Regions from separate parts of the Homo sapiens genome. Here region 1 is linked to region 2. The links are chromatin contacts, found by Hi-C or POLR2A ChIA-PET in ENCODE. All regions are on one chromosome and are shown on one strand. The core of a region is the stretch at or near the end of the contact, and the rest is flanking DNA. Distances in the headings are between cores, read along the strand shown.

Evidence for each region. A loop is a pair of places that touch in the nucleus more often than their neighbours do. ChIA-PET counts read pairs that join two places held with the same protein, here RNA polymerase II (POLR2A). Pooled maps may share reads with other maps.
Region 1: a loop to region 2 is called in a pooled map, with 6 times the contacts of the local background. The contact joins the promoter of OAS2 here to the promoter of MAPKAPK5 in region 2. A Hi-C loop is called at or near these places in 7 of 50 pooled maps. POLR2A ChIA-PET finds 5 or more read pairs at or near these places in 2 of 52 experiments (activated CD4-positive, alpha-beta memory T cell and activated naive CD4-positive, alpha-beta T cell).

What each region holds. Positions count from the first base shown.
Region 1 is chr12:112,976,985-112,982,980 of GRCh38, forward strand. OAS2 (2'-5'-oligoadenylate synthetase 2) reads left to right here and starts at 1,535. Exons shown (of 10, transcript NM_002535.3): 1 at 1,535-1,801. The coding sequence starts at 1,625. RefSeq lists enhancers at 1,080-1,889, 2,110-2,189, 2,360-2,439, 2,550-2,699.
Region 2 is chr12:111,840,977-111,846,751 of GRCh38, forward strand. It overlaps MAPKAPK5 (MAPK activated protein kinase 5), which reads left to right and starts at 1,252. Exons shown (of 14, transcript NM_003668.4): 1 at 1,252-1,793. The coding sequence starts at 1,758. It overlaps MAPKAPK5-AS1 (MAPKAPK5 antisense RNA 1), which reads right to left and starts at 2,029. Exons shown (of 2, transcript NR_015404.2): 1 at 351-2,029. RefSeq lists enhancers at 828-1,107, 1,838-1,937 and silencers at 1,138-1,317, 1,398-1,747, 3,429-3,597.

The DNA of each region.
Region 1 (5,996 bases), core at 285-2,784, 1.1 Mb after region 2:
TAGCTGTGTGATCACGGGCAAATGTTTCCACCTTTGTGAGCCTCCATGTTCTCATCTGAAAAAGGAACCTTAGGACTACGCCTGCCCAGCCTGCCTACCTCTCGGTGTTGCAGTAAAAGTTGGATAAGGGCAGGAAAGGCCCTTAATGAGCATGTGCATTAATCGAGGTTTTTCCAGAACTAACAGGGTATTTATATTTATTTTGAGGTATTTATTTTAAGGAATTGGCTCATGTGATTGTGGAGGCTGGCAAATCCAAAATCGGCAGGGTAGACTGGCAGGTGGGAGACCCAGGAAGGAGTTGCTGCTGCAAGTGGAGGCCAAGGCACTGCAGCCGAATTCCCTCTTCCTTGGGGGAGCTCAGTCTTTAGTCTATTAAGGCCTTCAACTGATTGAATCAGGCCCACCACCTTACAGATGATAATCCACTTTACTCAAAAAAAAAGTCTACCAATGTAAATGTTAATCTTATCTTTAAAAAATACCTTCACAAAAAGATCTAGGATAATGTTTGACCAAATATCTGGGTACCTGGGCTCAGCCAACTTGACACATAAAATTAACCATCCCAGTATGGAAGGGCCCTGGTCCCCCACTACATCTTGGAGATTTTTGCCTTCTCTGTGAATTATTATTGCTGGGCCAAGGCAGCTGGCTGGGAGTCCTCTGCGAGTTTTGTTTTCAAAGCTCTGGGCACAGGAGTTGCATGTCTGTCTCCTTTCTGGCTCACACACTTGGGGTGTGTTTTCTTGCCCTTGCGAGGCTGGACAAGTGCCTCATACGGTCCCTCGGCTGTCCACAAGTGTGCTGAGAAACTGGACACACAGAGGTTCCCACCCGCTGACCACACGGGGGCCTGTGTTTACCCAGAAGCAGACCAAAACCTGAGTCCAGCTAGGTCCCTGCTTTGCTGTGTGTCCCTGAGCAAGTCAGTTCCCTCTCTGGGTCTCTTTTTCCTCTCTGCCGCTTTCCCTGAATGTGAGTTCCCTGGCCACTGAGAACAGGGGGAAAGGGACAGAGCCTCAAAAGATGACCTGTGCGCCCCTGCTTCTAAGCACTTTGCAGGTATTATTTAATCATCAAGCTAATCCTACGAGAGAGCTGCCATTTTCCCCCAGCTTACAGATGGGGGAATTGAGGCGCGAAGAGGGCAGGCGATGTGCTCAAGGACAGACATCTAGCAGGTATGAAGCCCTCACAATGGGGTTCTAGAGGCTGTTTAGTTAACCTCAAGTTTTGGGGAGCCCCTGAAGGGCTGGTCACCACGCTGCCGGGGACAGGGAAAGCCTCTGAGCTTGAGTCAGTTTTGGTTTCCCTGCTGGGGTGCAGGAGTCAGTAAACCTTGCTGCAAGGGGCGGGGAAGAGCATTTGAGCTTAAGTTAGTTTTGGTTTCCCTGCCCCGGATGCAGGAGTTGGTAAACTCACTGCAAGGGGCAGGGCAGAGCCTCTGAGCTTAAGTTAGTTTTGTTTCCCTGTCCCGGATACAAGAGTTGGTAAGCTCGCTGCAGTGGGTGGAGAGAGGCCTCTAGACTTCAGTTTCAGTTTCCTGGCTCTGGGCAGCAGCAAGAATTCCTCTGCCTCCCATCCTACCATTCACTGTCTTGCCGGCAGCCAGCTGAGAGCAATGGGAAATGGGGAGTCCCAGCTGTCCTCGGTGCCTGCTCAGAAGCTGGGTTGGTTTATCCAGGAATACCTGAAGCCCTACGAAGAATGTCAGACACTGATCGACGAGATGGTGAACACCATCTGTGACGTCCTGCAGGAACCCGAACAGTTCCCCCTGGTGCAGGGAGTGGCCATAGTGAGTCCAGGGCTGAGGTTGGGTCTCTGGGAGGCAGGAGATTCCACGGCGGCAGCAAGGCCGAGCTACTGGGTGCTGGGTGCCTATTATGTGCGAGGCCCACACTTGGGTGGGATGTGGTGTAGGAGTCTCAGGCTCTGGAGCAGGCGCTTGCTCCAGAGCTGTGTGACACTGGGCAGGCTACTTAACCTCTCTGTGCCTCAGTCTCTGACTCTGTAAAATGGGGAGAGGCATAATACCCACTTCAGAGTATCGTAAGGCTTGAGCACATCATGTTCTTAGCAAAAGACTGGCAGTGCTCAGTGAATTCACTGTGATTACTCACTGCGATTTTCTTCTATCCTCTCCACAGTACAGAGGAGTAAACTTAGGGAGGCTAGAGAACTTTGTTCAAACTACCCAGGTTGCCTTGTGGTTTCTCCGCAGCAAGAAGGAGTGGCTTTTATCAGTTAGAAATATTTGGTTTTGTGGACACAAATCTCAGGACTGAGGCTGAAAATTCTGGACCTCTGGGGAGGAAGGGGGACTGGGGAGATGCCAGGACCCTAGAATTGGGGGCGTGGGGGTCCTGATGGCCCAATACTATCCTCTTAGCCTCCTGAGCTGCTGACGTCCCTTCTCTGCTGCTGCCACACTTTTTGGTCTCTACCCCTTGCACACATCCGCTAGTGCCTCAATAAAGAAATCTAGACACGTGGTGTCCCCAGCCCTGGCCCAGGCCAGCAAGCTAAGGCAAGTTTGGTTAATAGCTATTGTCAGAACTGGGATTTTAAGCCTGGGTAATTGGCTTGAGGGCATGCATGTTTAACCACTACACTATCCTGCCTCTCAATTTTTTTTTCCTCATGGAAGTAAAACAGAAAAAGTGCCCAGATCAAAGTGTCCAGCTTGATAGGTAGCCACAAACAATGTAACTGTGTAACCCCCACCCAGATCCAGAAACAAAACATTCTCAGCCCCCCAGAGCCCTGGGCCCCCGATCCAGTCAGCACCTCCAAACCCAGGTAGGCAATCTCCTGACTTCTAACAGCATAGACACGTTTTGCCTGTTTTTAAACGTTTTACAATTATAGGGTGACCAACTATCCCAGTTCATCCAAGATTGGGGTGTTTCCTGGGATGTGGGACTCTTGGTGTGAAAGCTGGGAATGTAAACCAGGATGCATGGGTGAACCCTACATAAATGGCATCATGGGCTCTGTGTGCTTTAGTGCGTGGTTTCTCTGACCTATGATGTTTATGAAATTTATGTTGTGGGGTACAGTTGTTTATCTTTTCATTGTTGTGTCAATTCCATTATGTGAATATTCCACATTTGTCCATTCTACTGTGTTTTTTTATTTTTACATAATTGTGCATATTTATATGGGGTACATGTGATATTTGGACACATGGATACAATGTGAAATGATCAGGGTAGTTAGGATATCCATCACCTCAAACATTGATCATTTATTTGTGTTGAGAACAGTTCAGATCTTCTCTTCTAACTATTTTGAAATATATAATAAATTATTGTTAACTATAGTCACCCCATTGTGCTATCAAACACTAGAATTTATCCCTTCTATCTAACTGTATGTTTGTATCCATTAACCAACTTCTCTTCATTTCCTCCTCTACTTCCCAGCCTCTGGTAACTATGATCCTACTCTCTACCTCCATGAGATCAACTTTTTTTAACTTCCACATAAACACATGCAATATTGTCTTTCTATGCCTGACTTATTTCATTTAACATAATGACCTCTAGTTCCATGCACATTGCTGCAAATGACAGAATTCCATTCTTTTTGTGTCTGAATAGTATTCTATTGTGTATATATACTACATTGTCTTTATCCATTCAGCTGCTGATGGATACGTTGGTTGATTCCATATCTTGGCTTTTGTGAATAGTGCTGCAATAAACATGAGGGTGCAGTTATCCCTTTTTTGGATAAATACCTAGTAGTGGGATTGCTGGATTGAATGGCAGTGCCATTTTTATTTTTTTTAGAAACCTCCATACTGTTTTCCGTAATGACTGTGCTAATTTACATTCCCACCAACAGTGTGTAAGATTCCCTTTACTCCAAATCCTTGCTAGCGTTTATTTTTTGTCTTTTTGATAATAGCTATTCTAACTGGGGTGAGATGGTATCTCATTGTGGTTTTGATTTGCATTTCCCTAGTGATTAGTGATGTCAAGCATTTTTTCATATACCCATTGGCCATTTTGTATGTCTTCTTTTGAGAAATGTCTATTTAGGCCCTTTGGCTGCTTTTTAATGGGATGGGTTGTTTTCTTTGCTGTTGAGTTGTTCACGTTCCTTGTATATTCTGGATATTAAACCCTTGTTGGAAAAATAGTTTCCAAATATTTTCTCCCATTCTACAGCTTGTCTTTTCACTCTTGATTGTTCCCTTTGATGTGCAGAAGCTTTTTCATTTAATATAGTCCCAATTGTCTATTTTTTGTTTTTGTTGCCTGTGCTTTTGAAGTCTTAGCCACAAAATACTTGCATAGACCAATATCATGAAGCATTACTCTTCTGCTTTATTCTATTAATTTTATCATTTCAGGCCTTATGTTTAACTCTTTAACCCATTTTTAGTTAATTTTTTATAAGATGACAGACGGGGGCCTAGTTTCATTCTTCTACATATGGATATCCAGTTTTCCCAACACCATTTATTGAAGAGAGTATCCTTTCCCTAATGTGTGTTCATGGTGCTTTCTCAATCAGTTGGCTGTAAATTTGTGGATTTGTTTCTGGGTTCTCGATTCTGTTCCTTTGGTCTATATGTCTGTTTTTATACCAATCCCATGCTGCTTTGGTTACTATAGCTTTGTAGTATATTTTGAAGTCACGTAGCATGATGCCTCTAGCTTTGTTCTTTTTCCTCAGTACTATTTGGCTATTTGAGATCTTTTGTGTTTCCATACAAATTTTAGGATTGTTTTTTCTATTTCTGTGAAAAAAAATGTCACTGGTATTTATAAGGATTGCATTGATTCTGTAGATTGCTTTGGGTAGTATGGTTATTTTAACAATATTAATTCTTCCAATCCATGAGCATGGGATGTCTTTCCATTTGCTTGTGTCACCTTCAGTTTCTTTTATCAGTGTTTTGTAGTTTTCACTGTAGAGATCTTTCACTTCCTTAGTTAAATGCATTCCTAGGTATTTTTGTTAAATACTATAAGATTGCTTTCTTGATTTCTTTTTCAGCTAGTTCATTACTGATGTGTAGAATATGTTGGTATTTTGGTATGTTGGTATGGTATGTTGATTTTGGTATTTTGATTTTGTATCCTGCAACTTTACCAAATTTATCAGTTCTAAGAGGTTTTCTTGGTGGAGTCTTTAGGTTTTTCTGTATAGAAGATCATATGGTCTGCAAAGAGGGGCAATTTGACTTTTTCTTTTCCTATTTGGATGCCTTTTATTTCTTTATCTTTTGGGATTGCTTTGGCTAGGACTTCCAGGATACAGGCTGAAAGCCTTTCCCAATTCAGTATGATGTTAACTGTGGGTTTGTCATATATGGACTTTATTATGTTGAGGTATGTTCCTTACATGCCTAATTTGTTGAGGGTTTTTAGCATAAAGGGATGTTGAATTTTACCAAATGTTCTTCTACATCTACCAGGATAATCATATGATTTGTCCTTCATTATGTTGATGTGATGTGCAAATGTTCAACATTTGTTGACTTGCTCATGTTGAACCATCCTTGCATCCCTGGGATAAATCCCACTTGATCATGTGTTATCTTTTCGAAGTATTATTGGATTTGGTTTGCTAGCATTTTGTTGAAGGTATTTGTATCTATGTTCATCAGGGATATTGGCCTGTAGTTTTCTTTTTTGTTGTGTCTTTGGTCTAGTTTTGGTATCAGGGTAATGCTGACTTCATAGAAGTGGTTAGGAGTAATTCCCTCCTCTTCAATTTTTTTGGAATAGTTTGAGAAGAATTGGTGTTAATTCTTCTTTATAAGTTTGGTAGAGTTCAGCAGTAAAGCCATCTAGTCCTGGGCTATTCTTTGTTGAGGAGTTTTTTATTACTGATTCAATCTACTCACTCACTATTGGTCTGTTCAGGTTTTCTGTTTCTTCCTGGATCAATCTTAGTAGGTTGTATGTGTTCAGGAATTTATCCATCTCCTCTAGGCTTTCCAATTTGTTCACATGTAGTTGTTCATCATAGTC
Region 2 (5,775 bases), core at 2-2,501:
TTGGCCAGGCCGGTCTCGAACTCCTGACTTCAAGTGATCCGCCCGCCTTGGCCTCCCGAAGTGCTGGGATTACAGGCGTGACCCACCGCGCCCAGCCTCCAACCTCACCCTTTATCAGTCTCCTCCTACTCGATCTACTCCAGCTACAATGACCTTCTTGCTGATTCTTGAACATATTTAGCTTATTTCCACCTTAAAATTTCTACCCATCTGCCCAGAAATCTTTCCTTGGATTTCCAATAGCCAGCCCTTTCTCATTCCTCAGGGGTCTCAGCTTAAATGTTACCTCCTGAGATTCCTTCCTTAATCATCTAATACGAAGAAGTCCCCACATCCAGTTATTCTCTTACCTCAGCATCCTGTTTATGTTCTTCTTAGCATCAGACTCGGGCTTTTTCCTGTTTATTACCTACTTCGTTTTCCTGAAAGATCCATGTGCCGGTACCATGTGTTGTTCCTACTGTTTCTCCAATGTCTAGTAGATTTGGCACATACTGATGTGCAATTAATACGTGAATGAAGAACCATTGACAGACGATTAGTCAAAAGCTCTTGCAAAGCCCTTTGATAGGTTATCGGTGGAGAGTAGGGAGCACAAACCTGGGGTCCCATTCTAGCTTGACCACTTCTCGGCTGTGCACAAACTAGTCTAGCTCTCCTGAGCCTCAGTTACCTATTTTGCAAATTAGGGATGGGAACATCCATACCTCACGACGCCAAACGGCTACCTTGTAAAGACGAAAGGAGGAAATGCAGGAAATAACTCCACGTAAGGTTAATGCTCCGTAAACAGAGCTGCTACTGCTATTATATATTCTATACAATCCTGCGCCCTTAACGGCAGGACCCTTTCAGTGCTTCAGTCCTGTCTTCTCTCTCCTGGGTTGACCTCCACAGATCCTCTCAGAAGAGCGTTTTCCAGGCGTGAATCTCCGCAGAGTGGAGATAAAGGCTGAGGCCCCAACGCACGCGCACTCACGCGAGTCCGGGCCTATGACGTCATTAGCGCAGCGCCATCGCCGCGGAAGGCCCAGGGGCCTGTCCTGTATGCGGCGTGTCTTAGGGAGGCCCAGGCGGACGCCTGCAAGTCGGGTGCGCGGTTCGGGGGCGGCTCGGAAACCCCAGCGGAAGGCAGCAAGGGGCGCGTGGGGCCGTGGAGTCACGAAGCTGGGCGGCAGGAGGGGCGGCCTGGAGCTCCCGCGGGGCACAGCGCGTGCGTGAGGGCGGCCGGCGGGGCTGCCCGGCGCGGGTGTCCCGGCGATGTGTGGCGCTGAGGCGGCGGCGGGAGCAGCGGCGCCGAGCTCTGCTTCGGCTTCGGCTTCGGCTTCGCGGCGGTGCAGGCGGCGGAGGCGGAGGCGCAGGCTCTTCTTTAGGACCTGGCGAGCCCAGGTCTAAGCGGCGGCCCCGCGAGGCCCTTGCACGGCGCCCCGGGTCGAGGCCCTCCCCGCCTCGCCCTACCCCAGGAGCCTGCCTCCCCAGCTGGGGATGAGGCTAGGAGGCGGCCGCGTGGGGCCCAGCACAAAGACCTGTCCCCAGGGGCCGCCGCCTCCGCCGCTGCTGCTGCCGCCAGCCTAGAGCCGCCCGCCGAAGCAGAGCCGGCGCCGGGGTCCTCATCCCCACCGGTCCCGAGGGGCGGCTGCTGCCCGTCGCCACGAGGCCCAGGGGCCCGAGTGCCGAGCCCTTTGCTCCCTCGGCCGCGCGGGGACAGGGCTGCTGAGCAGCCTCCGCCTCTCCCGGCTGTGGGGGCCCCACTGAGTATGTCGGAGGAGAGCGACATGGACAAAGCCATCAAGGTAAGGGGGAGGTGCCCCCTCTTCCCCCGCGTTGTCCTGTGGCGTTCTTCTCGGCTCTAGCCTCAAAAAGCAGGGAGATTTTGCAGTGAGAGGTTCCATCGACTACCGGGTTTCGGCCTCCCCCGGATTCCGTGGATCGCGCTTTACAGCCCTGGGGCCAAGGGTTATGGGTGTGGGTGTAGGTGTGTGTCCGACTCCCGCCAGCTTCCCTGGTGAGTGTGATTTGTGCTCAGCTGGAACAGAGGTGAGTGGCCTGGAGACACTATTAAGTGTCAATGAATGGGACGAAGAGAGCCCTACTACTACTACTACACGTTTCGATCACTCCCCAAGGCCGCCAGCATTTGCTTCCGGATGGTCTACAGAACTTGGAGAGTTGGAATTTATCCATCCCTCCCGATTTGTTTGAAATCAGCCTTCTGGAAATCTGCAGTTGGAAAAAGGTGGTTCGCCGTACAAAACCTGTCCTTTGGGGAATAGGTTGTCCTCACTTTTCCGTGTATTCTCCCCTTTTTCTTTTTCCTCTTCTTTCTCCTAGGAAGCATTGAGTTTACTTAGGAAAAGTTAACAGTTCCTGTGACTTAACTGCACTTAAACCAAAAGAAAAGCAAATGTGTGTTCGAAAATTACACAAATAAAATAAGTTTTCTAAAACCTGTTTTTAACTTTTTTTTTTTTTAAAGGCACATTTTGCCCACTCAGGGCCAGTTATCTGTCTTGACAGCTGTAGCTAAGAAATTAGTCTTATGAAAATTAAACATTGACGCTTAAAGTTTGATGTATTATTTACTTATTTGTAGTGTTAAGTCAGCCCAGTGCATTGAATAATTTCATTTTATCTTGAAGGACAGGCATCTATTGGCAGCTTGGGGTTATTTTCCCCTTCAAGACAGTTACTAGTAATGATTAAGAATTTACATTTCTACCAATTCTTTAGGTGGTGTATATAGTTTCTCAAAATCATCAAGTCATTCCAAAGAAACTTAACCCTTTAAAGGAGGCATCAACATATAACATATACATTAAGGAAGACCAGGTTTTTTGTCTGTTTGTTTGTTTTTGAGACGGAGTCTCACTCTGTCGCCCAGGCTGGAGTGCAGTGGCCCGATCTTGGCTCACTGCAAGTTCCGCCTCCTGGGTTCACGCCATTCTCCTGCCTCAGCCTCCCGAGTAGCTGGGATTACAGGCGCCCACCCACCACGCCCTGCTAATTTTTTCTTTTGTTTGTATTTTTAGTAGAGACGGGGTTTCACCGTAATAGCCAGGATGGGCTCGATCTCCTGACCTCGTGATCTGCCCGCCTTGGCCTCCCAAAATGGTGGGATTACAGGCGTGAGCCACCGTGCCTGGCCCAAGGAAGACGAGGTTTTAAATCATAAAGATTCTAAAAGACTGCCTTGACATATCCTTCTTTTGTTTTGGGTTTTGTTTTTTTTTTTGAGTCGGAGTCTGGCTTTGTCATCCAGGCTGGAGTGCAGTGGGATGCTCTTGGCTCACTGCAACCTCCACCTCCCAGGTTCAAGTGATTCTCCTGCCTCAGCCTCCCCAGTAGCTGGGACTACAGGCACGTGCCACCACACCCAGCTAATTTTTTTGTATTTTTAGTAGAGGTGGGGTTTCACTGTGTTAGCCAGGATGGTCTCCATCTCCTGACGTCATGATTTGCCCGCCTCGGCCTCCCAAAGTTCTGAGATAACAGGTGTGAGCCACCGCGCCCAGCCTTGGTTTGGGTTTTATTGGCACAGAGGCATGATATGCCGCCTGAAGTTATTTAATTGGGTTGTGAATCAAAGCGTATGTGGCCAGTTTTTAAACATTGTCTCCTGTGTGCCAGATGGTGTCCTAGACACAAATGGTACAAGCCAGACTCCTAGATGTCCCTACTGTCATGTAGCTTATATTCTAGAGGGTGGGGTTACTGCTAGGTGGTTTTAATTAAGTGTGGAAAGGGTGAGGAGTACTGTGTTAAATAGGGTAGTCCGAGGAGGTGACACTGTAGAGTTCTGATGGAAATGCGAGAGCAAGCCACCACTGTCTCAGGGAAGAGTATAACAGGCAGTGGGAATAGCAAGGACAGACCTTGAGGTAGAAGCAGGTGTAGTGTGATGTAGGAAGAGCAAGGTGGCTGGAATGCAGTGGGTCAGTGGAGATGATGTAGAGCAGCAATGGGAAGCAAGGCACTTAGGGCCTTGTAGGCCATCGTAAGAACTTTGGGTTTGACCCTGATTAAAAGGGGAACTATAGGAGAGTTTTGAACAGAAGAGAGACATAGTTCCAGGAGATAAGTATACAAATAGGGCAGCAATGTCACTTAGTGGTTGTTATAGCTTCTCTAGGTAGACTCAGTTGAAATCTCACCCTATGTTTTTTTTTGATACAGAGTCTCACTCTGTCACCCAGGCTGGAGTGCAGTGGTGTGATCTCGGCTCACTGCAGCCGCCTCCTCCCAGGTTCAAGCAATTCTTGTGCCTTGGCCCTCCGAGTAGCTGGGACTACAGGCGCACACCACCACGCCCGGCTATTTTTGTTGTTATTGCTATTTTGTTGTTATTGTTGTTATATTGCTAGAAAAGATGGGGTTTCACCATGTTGGCCAGGCTGGTCTCGAACTCCTGACCTCAGGTTATCTGTCCGCCTTGGCCTCCCAAAGTGTTGGGACTACAGGCATGAGCTACCACGCCCAGCCCAGCGTTTCTATTTTATTAGCCGTGTGTCTGAGTACGACATCACTTCACTTCTGTCTCGTTAGTTTCCTCATCTGTAGATGGGATAAAAGCACTCCCAGCTTATAGGGTTTTTTGTTGGTTTGTTTGTTAGTTTTTGAGGATTAAATGAGCAGATATACCCAAATGTGCTTATAATAATACCTAGGCCAGGCACGGTGGCTCACACCTGTAATCCCAGCACTTTGGGAAGCCTAGGCGGGCGGATCACCTGAGGTCAGGAGTTGGAGACCACTCTGGCCAACATGGCGAGACCCCCGTCTCTACTAAAAATACAAAAATTAGCCGAGTGTGGTGGCACACATCTGTAATCCCAGCTACTCAGAAGGCTGAGGCAGGAGAATCGCTTGAACCTGGGGGGCAGAGGTTGCAGTGAGCTGAGATCATGCCACTGCACTCCAGCCTGGGCGACAGAGTTAGACTCCTTCTCAAAAAAATAATAATACCTAACAGCAAGAGCTCAATGAATATTAGCTCATAGCAACTTAAGGGTGCTTTAGAAAGAGTTGTTTTTTTCACTTGACTCTTGCCCAGCCCAATTTTCTTAAAATTTTTTTAGCTTTTCTTCACTCAGAAGTACTCAATAGGTCATGGTGAATCTACGCTAATTTGGGCATTTCCAGCCAATACCTATTGGTGGACTTGAAAATCAGTACTGATTAGGATGTACTGCTTTGGAAGCAAGCCAGCATTACATCAAATAAAAAACATTTGGTCTGTGGCATTGTGTTGTATTCATTGTTTTGCTTTTTGGGGGGTGTTCAGCAGATGGTGAGCACTGAGACAAACCTGTAGTGTTCAGCTGGAAAGCTATTTTCCTGGCCTCCAGCCACAACACTTTAACTCTTGCTGCCAGACTACCTGAGAGTGGGTTGATTGGACTTTAAGATCTCATCCTCCCTTATCCACGGTTTTGCTTTCCACAATTTTAGTTACATATGGTCAACTGCAGTCTGAAAATATTAAGTGGAAAATTCCAGAAATCAATAATTCATAAGTTTCTTTTTCTTTTTTTTTTTTTTTGAGACGGTCTTGCTCTGATGCCCAGGCTGGAGTGCAGTGGCGTGATCTTGGCTCACTGCAGCCTCTGCCTCCTGGGTTCAAGCAATTCTTCTGCCTCAGCCTCCCGAGTAGTAGCTGGGATTACAGGTGTGCACCACCATGCCTGGCTAATTTTTGTATTTTTAGTAGAGACGGGGTTTCACCATGTTGGCCAGGCTGATCTCGAACTCCTGACCTCATGATCCACCCTCCTCGGC